2 separate regions of the Homo sapiens genome follow, and region 2 is linked to region 1. The links are chromatin contacts, found by Hi-C or POLR2A ChIA-PET in ENCODE. All regions are on one chromosome and are shown on one strand. The core of a region is the stretch at or near the end of the contact, and the rest is flanking DNA. Distances in the headings are between cores, read along the strand shown.

Region 1 (6,408 bases), core at 3,475-5,974:
TCAGTGGAGGGCAGTCACTACAGATGTGATGGAAATAGCAAGAGAACTAGAATTAGAAATGGAGCCTGAAGATGTGACTGAATTGCTGCAATCTCATGATGAAACTTGAACCAATGAGGAGTTGCTTCTTACGGATGAGCAAAGAAAGTTTCCTGAGATAGAATCTACTTCTGCCGATCATGCTGTGAACATTGCTGAAATGTCAGCATAGGACTGAAAATATTTCACAAACTCAGTTGATATAGCAGCAACAGAGTTTGAGAGGAGAGGATTGAGTTCAATTTTGAAAGATGTTCTACTGTGGGTAAAATGCTATCAAACCAAATCACATGCTACAGAGAAATCTTTCAAGAAAGAAAGAGTCAGTTGATGGTGGCAAACTTTGCTGTTGTCTTATTTTAAGAAATTACTGTAGCCACCCCAGCCTTCAGCAACCACCATCCTGATCAGTTAGCAGCCATCAAGATCAAGGCAAGAAACTCCACCAGCAAAAAGATTATCACTTGCTGAAGGCTCAGATGATTGTTAGCATTTTTTTTTTGAGAAGGAGTCTCACTCTGTTGCCCAGGCTGGAGTGCAGTGGCGTGATCTTGGCTCACTGCAACCTTCGCCTCCCAGGTTCAAGTGATTCTTGTGCCTCAGCCTCTCAAGTAGCTAGGATTACAGGTGCCTGCCACCACGCCTGGCTAGTTTTTGTATTTTTAGTAGAGATGGAGTTTCACCATATTGGCCAGGCTGGTCTCGAACTCCTGACCTCAGGTGATCTGCCCACCTTGGCCTCCCAAAGTGCTGGGATTACAGGCGTGAGCCACCAGGTCCAGCCGATTGTTAGCATTTTTTAGCAATAAAGTATTTTTAAATTAAGGTATGAGCATTTTTTATAGACATAATGGTATTGCACACTTACTGGACTATAGTATAGTATAAACATAAGATTTATATGCATCGGGAAAGCAAAAAATTTATATGACTTGGTTTATAATAATATTTGGTTTATTCTGATAGTCTGGAAGTGGACTGGAAATATCTCTGAGCTATGCCTGCCCATTAGTTTCTTGGTAGCTGTCTTGGTTATCAGGTTGGAAAAAAAAGTGTATACTAAGTTTGGTACTTTCTGTGGTTTCATGCAGCCACTGAGGGTCTTGGAATGTATCCCCTGCAGATAAGGGGGAACTGCCATCATCTGCTAAAGACCACAAGAGTTTGGGCTACAGTGATGGAGCTCACTCTTGAGTAAGTTATGGGAGAGTTCGGTAAAGTTGTTTTCTGTGAGGATATTTTAGGAAGTCCTAGATCTATTATGTTGCCTCAGCAAGATAAGAGGTGTCTCATTGGGTATAAGCCCAAATACCTGAAAGGGCCTAGGAAGGTAATTTAAACGAGACTGACAGCCCATTCCCAGTCTAAAGGAGTCAACATGGCTTCAGTCAGTTGTTGACATATGGGAATACAGTGTGAAAGCAAAACTGGAGGCCCATATTATTAAATTTGAAATTTCCCAGTTTTAAAATAGTGGCCATTTATTTAAAAAAAGTTTAAATACTTTGTGTGTGCTAAATAATCATTAAGGACGCTTCCAATACTTGCTGTTTAACTCAGTGGTCCTAAAGCAGTAAAAATAAGCAAAAAAATCACTAAAATTCGTATAGCCGTTTTCACTTCCCTTCATGTTACTTAGGTATAGAGCAGTATATTTTAAGGAATTGTTCACTCAATATGTACTCAAACCAGTTGTGTTCTCTCCATCCCACTCTCCTACCACCAGCTCAGGCAACTCCACATCTTCAAGAAAACAAAGTATAGCTCCAGCCTCACAAAAGATTGAGGACCTGGCTCTAACCTTTCTAGTTAAACCTGCTTTGTAAAAATTCGCTTCCAACTTCAAGGAAGAGCTAGTTCCTAAATTACTTAAACTGCTACTGTTCATTCTTCAAGGCTAGCATTACTCTGATACCAAAACTTGTTACAGACAAGCACAAAAATCAGTAACAATGGACCAATTTTATTAATTATAAATACATTTTAATCCTAAATAAAAGATTAACAAATCAAACCCAGCATGGCTTTCATTTGATCAAAAAATAATAGAACATGACAAAGCAGAGTTTATTTCAGAAATGTAAGAATGTGTTGAACACTAGGAAATCAATGAGCATAATTCATTATATAAAAGAGTCAGAGTAAAAAACAAATATAGTGATAGAGGCTAAGAGACAGTTGGTAAAATTTTGCACTCTTTCCTGATTTAACAGCATGTAGTAAAACAGGATAGAAGAAAATTTCTTTAAAGATGATAGTGTATTTTCAGAACACCAACTAGCAGGCGCAGTGGCTCACGTCTGTAATCCCAGCACTTTGGGAGGCTGAGGCGGGTGGATCACCTGAGGTCAGGAGTTCGAGACCAACCTGGCCAACATGGTGAAACTCCATCTCTTCTAAAAATACAAAATTAGCCAGGCATGATGGCATGTGCCTGTAGTCCCAGCTACCCGGGAGGCTGAGGCAGGAGAATTGCTGGAACCCAGGAGGCAGAGGTGGCAGTAAGTCCAGATTGTGCCACTGTATTCCAGCCTGGGCGACACAGCGAGACTCCAGCTCAAAAAAAAAAAAAAAGAATACCAACTAGCACTAGCACCAAATGGGCACATGCTTGCCTTACTGCATTAAAGCTGGATATCCATTATCTTGTCCTGTAGTCTTAAACATTTTTCTGATGTTTTGACCAATGCAATAGGAAGAAAGAAACGCATTATTTGCAGGTGATAATGATTGTCTGTGTACAAATTCATAGAGATGAGCTGTCAAGCTATTAGAACTAACAAGACATTTTTTCATAGTGTGGTAGGATACAAGGTAAATAAACAAAAGTCAATAGCTTTCCTAAATTACAGCAATAAGAAATATCTCACTTACAAAAAAACTATAAAATATCTAGGAACAAACTTCCCAAGGATTATGCAAACCTATGTGATTTTTTTTTTTTTTTTACAGATGCTGATGCAGATCTGAAAAAAAATTGTTAATGCATCTAAAGATACAGAAAACAAGTATTTCTGAATGGAAAGACCCATGATATTGAAAATTTTGAAAAAGAAGAGAATTAGGAGAGGTTCCTTTATGAAAAGGCAAATATATTAAATATGTAATGATTATAACTGTGGCATATTTTAGGAATAAGCAGATAATTAATAGAGGAGAATGTTCAGAAACAGATATATACGTGTATGTATACCTATGTATATGTATATGCAAATTTAGGTTGTAATTAACAGTGGCACTTCAAAGTAGTGAGGAAAGAATATTCACTAAATGACATGGGGGCAACTGGTCAACCATTTGGCAAAAATAATCTCTTAGTAAACTATTTTATTTCCAGGAATTAATTCCAAGAAGTAAATGGACAAATGTGAAGAAATGCCTGTTGAAGGATTTTTTTGGGATAGTGAAAAATAGAAAACCACTCAAACGTCTATTCAGTAGATTATTTCAAATGTGTGTGTCTATTTGTGTGTACGTAGTATACGCATAAGTTATGGAATGCCATGAGTCTACTTTAAAATATGGCCGGGTGCAAGATGGCTCACACCTGTAATCCCAGCACTTTGGGAGGCCAAGGCAGGTGGATCACCTGGGGTCAGGAGTTCGAGACTGGCCTGGCCAACATGGCGAAAACCTGTCTCTACTAAAAATACAAAAATTCGCGGGACGTGGTGGCGCACATCTGTAATCCCAGCTACTCAGGAGCCTGAGGCACGGGAATCGCTTGAACTCGGGAGGCGGAGGTTGCAGTGAGCCAAAATGGCGCCACTGCGCTCCAGCCTGGGCGACAGAGCGAGGTTCTGCCTAAATAAATAAATAAAATGATGAAACAGATTTAAACTTAATGGAATGGAAGGATAGCCACATAATCTTTAAAGTGAAAAAAAAATCAGGTTCTAAATCTATAGGTATTCTTTGATTACATTTTTTTCAATGTGTAGAGGCATAGAAAAGTCCAGAAGGATCTATAATGAGCTGTTTAATTTTCATTTCCTATGGGGTAGATCCTTTGTTGCATGGAAGATTATTTCACTCTGTTAGCTCTCTTTACATCAGTAGGAATACATCCTCATGGTTTTAAACATCTTGAGGGAGCTTTCCTGACACTCTACTCTAGGTAAATATGCTCGCATAGCACTCTCTATTCACCATATTACCTATAAATCATATTGCACTTTTTAACTTTTCTAAACTACTTTTTGCTTTCTTTTCTAGATTATAAAATCTTGAGGGCAGGGATAGTATGTAAAGGTTCCCTTGTGAGCAAATAACCGTCACTTATTGAACTCTGTGTGCCAAATACTGTGCTAAATGCTTTCAATAATCTCACTCATAGGGAGATATTACTACCATCTCCATTTTGAGGATGAAGATATTGAAAGATTATGAAGTTTCTCCCAAATGCCATTGCCAGGCCTGTGTGACTCTTGGTCGTTACACGGTGATCAATAAAAATTTGTTTCATAGGAAAGAAATACAGCCAGCCGTGGCTTTAAGATCACTGGGTGATACAGTTGGACCAGAAACCCTTTAAACTCCTTCGTCAGACACAGACTCGCAAGCCCCGCCCAGGACGACCGCCCGCGCGCGTATGGATAAGCGTGCAGGGGCGGGGCGAGCTTGTAGGAGTGGGGCGGAGACAGATCTGACTGGCCAACGTCGGGCGGAAGTCGGGAGGTTGGGTGGTCTGTAAACGCTGGCTTGTGACAGGGAGGGGGAGGAGGAAGGCCTTCGTAAAGGTTGCATCTCCGTCCCTTCGCTCCCGGGGACCCGCGGGAAAAAAAAAAATCCAACACCCAGGCCCCGCGGCTAGCCCCTTCCCACAGGCTCTCTCCGCTCGATTTTGTCACCGTTATGTGGGAAGCGAATCCAGTGAGTAGCCGGGCGGGACGGGGCGGGCCCAGGGGGCGGGGTTGATGAGAGAGGGGCGGGAGGGGGTCACCGGAACTGCTTCCCCGCGCTCGCTTCAGTCTGGGTGTTGAGTTCCGGGACCGGAGTTCCCGGGCCTTTTGGCTTCTGTAGTCTGTACCTTTTTAAGCAGTGGAAGTGCCTGGGTGGATTCTCCAATGCTTTATTGTTTTCTTGTTACAATTATTTATTTTACTTCCCGTGATGTTTCAGCCTCATCCCTTCACCATTTGTTGTTGTTGTTGTTTTTGAGACGGAGTCTCGCACTGTTGTCCAGGCTGGAGTGCAGTGGCGTGATCTCGGCCCACCGCAACCTCCGTCTCCCGGGTTAAAGCGATTGTCGTGCCTCAGCCTCCCGACTGCCTTCACTGTTTTTTGAAACTTTGTGTTTTGCTTTCTAATTGGAGTAACTGGCCTTGGAACCTGTAGTCAGTCATTTGCCTCAGGTTTACCTGCCAGTCCCACCAGTCTAAAGCAAGGGAATTGGGACCCCCTTGTCTTGAATGGGCCTAAGAGGAGCCATCAGTTCTCCTTTTCCCTTCTTGGTGGACAGTCGTTTAAAACTTGGAGTATGGACTGTATGTTCTTAGATGTTTTCGTTCGGTGGACAAAGTGATCTGGAGCATTTCAACTGCAAGTCTGCCTTCTTCCTTGGCTGACTCTGGTATTTTCATTATGACTTCATGTGTCTTTGTCTACTTTGCTTTTATACATTTATTTATTTAAAGTGCAACGTAGGGGCCGAAAACTTTAGTACCTTTCCTCACCACCCATTGTAAGGATCACAGCCACCACTCCTTAAAACAGAAGATAGGTTAACAAGGTAAAAGCAGAGCAAATCTAATCAAAGTTTTACACCACCAGGCACTTCAGAGACCAGGGAGATCTCTATTTTTATGCGTAGGACCCATGAAGAATAGACAACTGTGTAAAAATGTGACTGGACAAAGGATATACTCTAATGTTAATAAACTGAGGAAGGAAGCCCAGCAAGGTCTGTTTGTTCAGATTCTTCTTGGCCTCTCTGTGTATCATTTCTTCCTCCTACGGAGGAGGAAGGTCCCTTCTGGAATGAGGGTCTTAGCGACCTACTATCAGGCAAGGTAGATTAGAGAATTTCTTTATGGCCAGTTCCTATAGACAATGGCAGGGAAAGCTTAATAGTTCCAGTTTTTATGGCTTGCTTTGTAGGAGAGGGATCCTAGTTTCTATCACTCACCTTGGGGAAGAATTCTGGTTTCTGTGACTCACTTCTGGGACGAAAGATGGGCAGGAGACAGAAGGGCAGGAGATCAGAGGGAGAGACTGCTTCCGAGGCTGCTTCTGAGGCCTTCCAATCTCTTTTAGTTCAAAGTATTCAGCATGCCAAAGTGTCATACTTCGGGGTAGTATTTTCTGAGCCCCAACACAACCCTCAGAGAGTGGGATCTATTTGCCAAGAGTATTCTTCTGTTGTTATGG
Region 2 (5,987 bases), core at 727-3,226, 2.5 Mb before region 1:
CACATCATTGCCCTGTGGTGTGGAGAACATGAATGTTAGCCCATTTTACAGACAAGAAACCTAGACCTAGAGAGGTGAAGTGACTTGCTCAAGGTGCCACAGGTATGGAGAAGCAGAGCTGGGACAGGGCCTTGCTCTTTGAGTCCTAGTTCAGTCACTGCAACACTTTCAAGGACAGCCTTGAAGGGTAAAGAGTTACAGAAGGTCGGTTGTTGGCTTGGGGAGGGGGAGGGGGAGGGAGAGGGAAGAGAAGGTGGCAGAGCTGAGGTTGGAGGCGGAGGCAAGCCTTGGCAAAAGGGAGGTACTGGTGGCTGCTGTGGGCAGCACTGATATCAGGACTTGCTGGTATGGCCATATCCTTGTTAAAATATTGAAGTCTTCCATGCTGGTAAGGGAATGGCTGCTGCCTGGGCCTCAACCACTTCCCCCATCCCCATGATCTAGCAACTAAGGGAGATAACCTCTGGCACAGCAGAGGACCTCTAGTGCAGCGCTCCTTTCTGATTGGTTGATGCCCATGCTATACTAATTGTTAAATATTTCCACTATCTCCCCAGCTTGAAGTATATGAGCCAGCAACTCCTGGGCACCTGGACTTTCCCAAAGCCTCTCAAGAAACCCGGGGAGCAGCTGGGTCAGGACAAGAGACGAAATGGATGAACAGGGATAGGAAAATGACACCAGGCTTATAGTTCCCATTCTGCTTTTTCTGGCTCTCCAGTCACTTATTCCCAAGGCTGACAGCATTCTCATAAGATGTGGTCTGTTGGCCGGAGCAGGGGAGGGTACCTGGGGGTAGGAAACCTGCCAGGGCCGGGACCTGGGGCAGGACTCCCTCTTTCCCAGGCCTCATCTCCCAACTCCATGTGAAGGGAGGGAAGAAGTGAGAAAAGAGAGGGTGGAGGCGCTGGGCCGATCTGCTTGTCCTGCTGGGGTGCCCTTTTGCCCCACAGGACCCAAATTCAGGTTTGTGTTTCGGGTGCCAAGGAAGGGATGTTACGGGAAAGAAGAACTGGAAGGAAGCAGGGTTTCTGTAAGGGACGTTCAATGCCATCATCTCTGCTAAACTTGCCCCTTGCCCGACCCCAGGAAGAGGCTGGAGGAGGCGGCGGGGGGGGGAGGGGGGCGAGGGGGAGCCCCGAGTACGGGGTAGGGGGTCGGGGGAATGGGCGGGATGGGGCTCTTGGAGGTGCCTCCCAGCGAGCCCAAAGCCTCTCCAGCAACCCTGGGAGAATTTTCTCGGCTTGGTTAAGAGGAGAGACACATGGGGGCAGAGGGGACGGGAAAGGAAAAGGAAATTGGCGCTTAAGCCAGAATGTGACCCCCCTACAAAACTGAGAAGAGGAAGGGAGGGCCCCTAGCAGGATTCTTCTTCCTTTGTACCCATGGAGAGGAAATGCCTCCTTTCCCTGCTGTCTCTGGGGTGGCTCCTAGATTCACCCACTCTCCTCCCAGAACTCCCCAGTGCCGGACTAAAACCGAACTCTGAAACGTGCCCACTGACTTCCTGAGCAACAGATGCGGATGCGTTTCCCCAGTCAGCAGCAGGCCCTACCCAGGCCCCAAAGACCACCCCTTTCTTCTAATGATGACAACGGCAAACATTTATGGAGTGCCCATACAGTGCTGGGCCTTGTGCCTGGCCACTTGCGGACTGTCTGTCCTGCGTGCACTGCAACTCCCCAAGAGGTGAAGTAACTCCCTGACAGCTGCTCGGGCCTCTCCTTCAGACCCTGGCTCTTAGCCTCGGCTGCCTCCTTCAGTCTCCCTGCTTTAATTTCTTGGTCGCCATCTCTGACGGCTCTTTCTGTTCCTGTCTCTGTTCCTTTTCCTCTTCTCAGTCCCTGGGCATTCCCCAAGATTCAGTCTCTTCTCCCTGGAGAAGCTTACTTTCTCTAAAAGTGTGAGTCATCACAGCTAGACCCGCTAGGAATAAATCTGCAAGTCAACGTTTCTGCCAGGGTGAGAAAACAATAGTCTGCCCCCTGGGGATTGCTCTATGAAAGGGACCAACAGAGTTTCTACTGCCCTCTTCAGTGTATAAAGACTGATGGCTCTAGAGAGGATTCCCTAATAATCTGGTGTGAGACAATAGCAGGAAAAGTCATTTCAAAGTTTCAGTTTTCTTTGTTTTGCTAAGGAAGGCCAGGGAGCCTTGGTGCATATCTTGGTTATAGATCTTGACAGATCTTTCCTGTTAGCCTGGAGTGAGACTACCAGGGGACTGAGTTGTTTTGCATAGTAAAATACCCGTAATTTTCAGTAGCTCTTGGGATTCTGAAAGGGAGAAGGTGAGAGTCTGGCTGTTGTTCTGTGACTAAAAACCAAAAAAAAGAGGAGAAAGTTCTGAAGGTGGAGGTGGCAGTTCCGAAGGAAAAAAGGCAGCCTGCCATTCACTGCCAGCCCCACTGGCTATCCTGGGGAGTTGGGGCTCTAGGGACACCGATGCCACTAGCTTGCGCTTTTGTCCCTGGGCTCCCCCTTGAGCCTCTAGCCTTCAGGAAAATGTTTTATTTAACTTTTTTTTTTTTTAGACAAGGTCTCACCCTGTTGTCTGGGTTGTAGTGCAGTGGTGGGAACATAGCTCACCGCAGGCTCTATCTCCCGGGTTCAAGTGATCCTCCCACCTCAGCCTCCCGAGTAGCTGGGACTACAGGCATGCGCCACCAGGCCCAGCTAATTTTTGTATTTTTTGTAAAGATGGGGTTTTGCCATGTTGGCCAGGCTGGGTCTTGAACTTCTGGTCTCAAGCCATCTGCCTGCCTCAGCCTCTCAAAGTGCTGGGATTAGAGGAGGTGAGCCACTACGCCTGGCCAAGAAAATTTGATTAACCACCAGAATGATGTCACTTGCCAGTCAGTCCAGCCTAGTGGAAAGTGTGTTTAGGCTTAGGTGGAAGTGGTGGAGAGAAGTCCCTGCCATGCAGAGGGGACAGTGAACCGAGCCGGAAGCAGGGGACAGGGCAGATGGGAGACCACTGTCATCACAAAACCCACCTGCCTCCCCTTGGGGTGTGTTTTTTGTCCTCCTCTTTCACTTGAATTCCAGGTCTTTGTTTCTGTTTCTTTTGTTCCCAAAGCCCCTAAGATATCTCCACTAGGTTATATCTTGGCTGCCTCAATTTCAAAGCGCTGCTGTTTAAATATTCCTACAGTAAAGCCACCTCACTGAGGAAGCAATAACTAAACAAACACATTTCCCTTTCCCTTTCTAATGACTGCATTTCTGTCTGGGGTCCCATTGCCAATGCAGTGTTCCAAACTGAAGCTTCGGGAGGCCAACTGTGCTCTTTGCCGCTGGGTATCTGGAGTTCCTGAGCCTGTGCCCAGTGCTGGCCCCAGGCTGTGTGCCTAAGCCGAATGACAGCTTTGAATCTCCCTAGGAAGCAGGTAGTCATTGTGTATATCTGTTTTGCAGATGACGAAATTGAAGTTGAGGGAGGTCATATAACTTACCCAAGGTCACATGGCTAGGACCTGGTAGGACCGGTGTCTGAACCTGGATTTTTCTGAATTCAGTATAGACTTTAACCAAAGTATCCCTAAGGCTCCCCCTTCTCTTCCCTCTTCTTTTTTTTTTTTTTTTAAGACAGAGTCTCGCTCTGTCGCCCAGGCTGGAGTGCAGTGGCGCGATCTCGGCTCACTGCAAGCTCCGCCTCCCGGGTTCACGCCATTCTCCTGCCTCAGCCTCCCGAGTAGCTGGGACTACAGGTGCCCGCCACCGCGCCCGGCTAATTTTTTGTCTTTTTTAGTAGAGATGGGGTTTCACCGTGGTCTCAATCTCCTGACCTCGTGATCGGCCCGCCTCGGCCTCCCAAAGTGCTGGGATTACAGGCGTGAGCCACCGCGCCCGGCCTCTTCCCTCTTCTTTAGGTCCTTTCTTCTCCTTTGTTTTTTGTCCCTTTTTGCAATGTCTCCCTAAGGCTGTGGCACTAAACCTTCCATGTTTCACACCCAAACTAGTACAATAAACCTCCTGTCACCAATTTCTCCCTCCTCCAGCCCACCCAGCACACTGCTACCTGATTTCCTGAAAACCTAATTCAAGAGGAAACACACTGATTTCACCCTTGCTCAAGAATTCATGGCAGGGCTATGCACGGTGGCTCACGCCTGTAATCTCAGCACTTTGGGAGGCCGAGATATGCAGATTGCTTAAGCTCAGGAGTTCAAGACCAGCCTGGACAACATGGAAAGACCCTGTCTCCACAAAAAGATGCAAAAAATTAGCCAGGTGTGGTGGTACACACCTGCAGTCCCAGCTACTTGGGAGGCTAAGCTGGGAGACTCACTTGAGCCCAGGAAGTTGAGGCGGCAGTGAGCTGTGATCATGCCACTGCACTCTAGCCTGGGTGATGGAGTAAGACTCTGTCTCAAAAGAAAAAAAAAAAGAATTCACGGTGGCTGTCTCTTGTTGACCCTATTTAACTCAAGCGCATCCAGGCCACAGGGTTCTGCAGCTCTGAGATTCTGCAGAATCTGGCCTCTTACCACGCACTCACACAAACACTGTGCTCCATACTTAGGCAGATATGGCCGTCATTCCAGAAATATATCCAGCCCAGCTGGTCCTCTGATTCTGCTGCTCATGGTCTTCCTATCCTTAAAAGTCTAACTCAAATCTTCACTTCTCTTTGGCCATTCCGTTCCTGTGGTGGGTTGAATAGTGGCCCCCCCAAAAGATAGATATATCTAAGTCCTACCCTCTGGAACCTGTGAATGTGACCTGATTTCGAAAAAGAGTCTTCGCAGATTTGCAGAGATCCTAAGAGCTCAAGATGAGTTCTCCCTGGATTTAGGGTGGGCTCGAAATCTAATACTCACATCTTTGTAAGAGAAAGGAGGGGGAAATTTGGACACAGAGACATACAGAGAGGAAGGCCATGGGAAGACAGAGAAAGAGTTTGGAATTTTGTTACCACAAGCCACGGAACGCCTGGGGCAACCAGGAGCTGGAAGAGGCAAGGATGGATTCTCCTCTAGAGCCTCCAGAGGAAACTCAGCTCTGCCAACACCTTGATTTGAAACTTCTGGCCTCCAGAACTGTGAGAGAGTAAGCTTCTGATGCATTTTAGGCCACCAAGTTTGTGGGACCTAATACAGCTCCATTTGCATCTCTCTTCTTTTGAACTCCTCCTGCTTTTTATCTGCTCACATCACTCCCCTGCCCGACTCCTTCACTGGCCCTCTGTCATCCAAAGGACAAAGCTCATCTATAGGATGCTTTATCATGACATGCAGAGATGGGCATGACCTGGTGGCACCTACCCCCTAGCCTCTCCCTGCTGCGTCTACTCTTGTACTTGATACTGTAGCAATACCAATGGGGGCAGTTCTCTCAACACACACAACTGTTTCACAGTTCCCGCCTTTGCACGTTCTGCTCCTCCATGTGGAATGCCCTTCCCTTCCACCCTGACTCCCTGACATACTCCTAGGTATCCTCCCAAATGGTGCTCAGACATCAGCTCCTCTGTGTCCCTTCCAAACAGACCCAGCAGACAATGCCTTGCTCCCTTCTCTGTCCCAGCTTCATTCTACATAACTTCTCTCTATTGTTTGTATACTAATTACTCAACCAGGCTGCAGCACCTAGGCCTTGAGGGCAGGAATGGTGGTTTACTCTTTTCTGATTCCCTAGCACCTAGCTCTAGTGCCTGCCGTACTCAGCAAGTGCCCTGTAAATGTCTGCGAATGGAAGATGACTTCTAGAAGTTAATCATTTCAGGCTGTACAAACCTTCAGGGGATGCTGTATCTTGGGCTCTCCCAGTGGCTGGCACAGTAGCTGGCCAAAGGCTTTTTCTGTCTTCTGATGGATGGTGGAGGCTCTGCCTCCCTCTCTGGGGCACATCAGATTGTCCAGTCTGAAACTGAATCCACCCCAGCCTCTCTCCTCCTCCCCTCTGCGCTCCCATGTTCATTCGTTCCTTCCTTCCTTCCTACATTCTTTTTTTTTTCCTTCTTCTTCAGGGTCTCACTCTGTCAC

The links. Hi-C counts contacts between places; a loop is a spot of excess contacts on that map. ChIA-PET counts read pairs that join two places held with the same protein, here RNA polymerase II (POLR2A). Pooled maps may share reads with other maps.
Region 2: a loop to region 1 is called in a pooled map, with 4 times the contacts of the local background. The contact joins the enhancer-like site here to the promoter of PARP11 in region 1. A Hi-C loop is called at or near these places in 1 of 37 single-sample maps with no recorded cell type and 3 of 50 pooled maps. POLR2A ChIA-PET finds 5 or more read pairs at or near these places in 1 of 52 experiments (MCF 10A).

Annotation. Positions count from the first base shown.
Region 1 is chr12:3,871,715-3,878,122 of GRCh38, reverse strand. PARP11 (poly(ADP-ribose) polymerase family member 11) reads left to right here and starts at 4,724. Exons shown (of 8, transcript NM_020367.6): 1 at 4,724-4,911. The coding sequence starts at 4,894. It overlaps PARP11-AS1 (PARP11 antisense RNA 1), which reads right to left. Exons shown (of 2, transcript NR_183432.1): 1 at 6,167-6,408. RefSeq lists enhancers at 3,235-3,754, 3,755-4,275 and a silencer at 4,947-5,056.
Region 2 is chr12:6,319,425-6,325,411 of GRCh38, reverse strand. The region is part of intron 13 of PLEKHG6 (pleckstrin homology and RhoGEF domain containing G6); the gene reads right to left. Among named protein-coding and RNA genes, the nearest start is that of PLEKHG6, 12 kb to the right of the region's middle. RefSeq lists enhancers at 316-855, 856-1,397, 1,841-1,930, 1,981-2,050, 1,939-2,480. Within about 2 kb of position 1,976, at least 30 of the 41 ENCODE cell types and tissues checked have a DNase peak (open chromatin) inside an H3K27ac peak, as active enhancers do.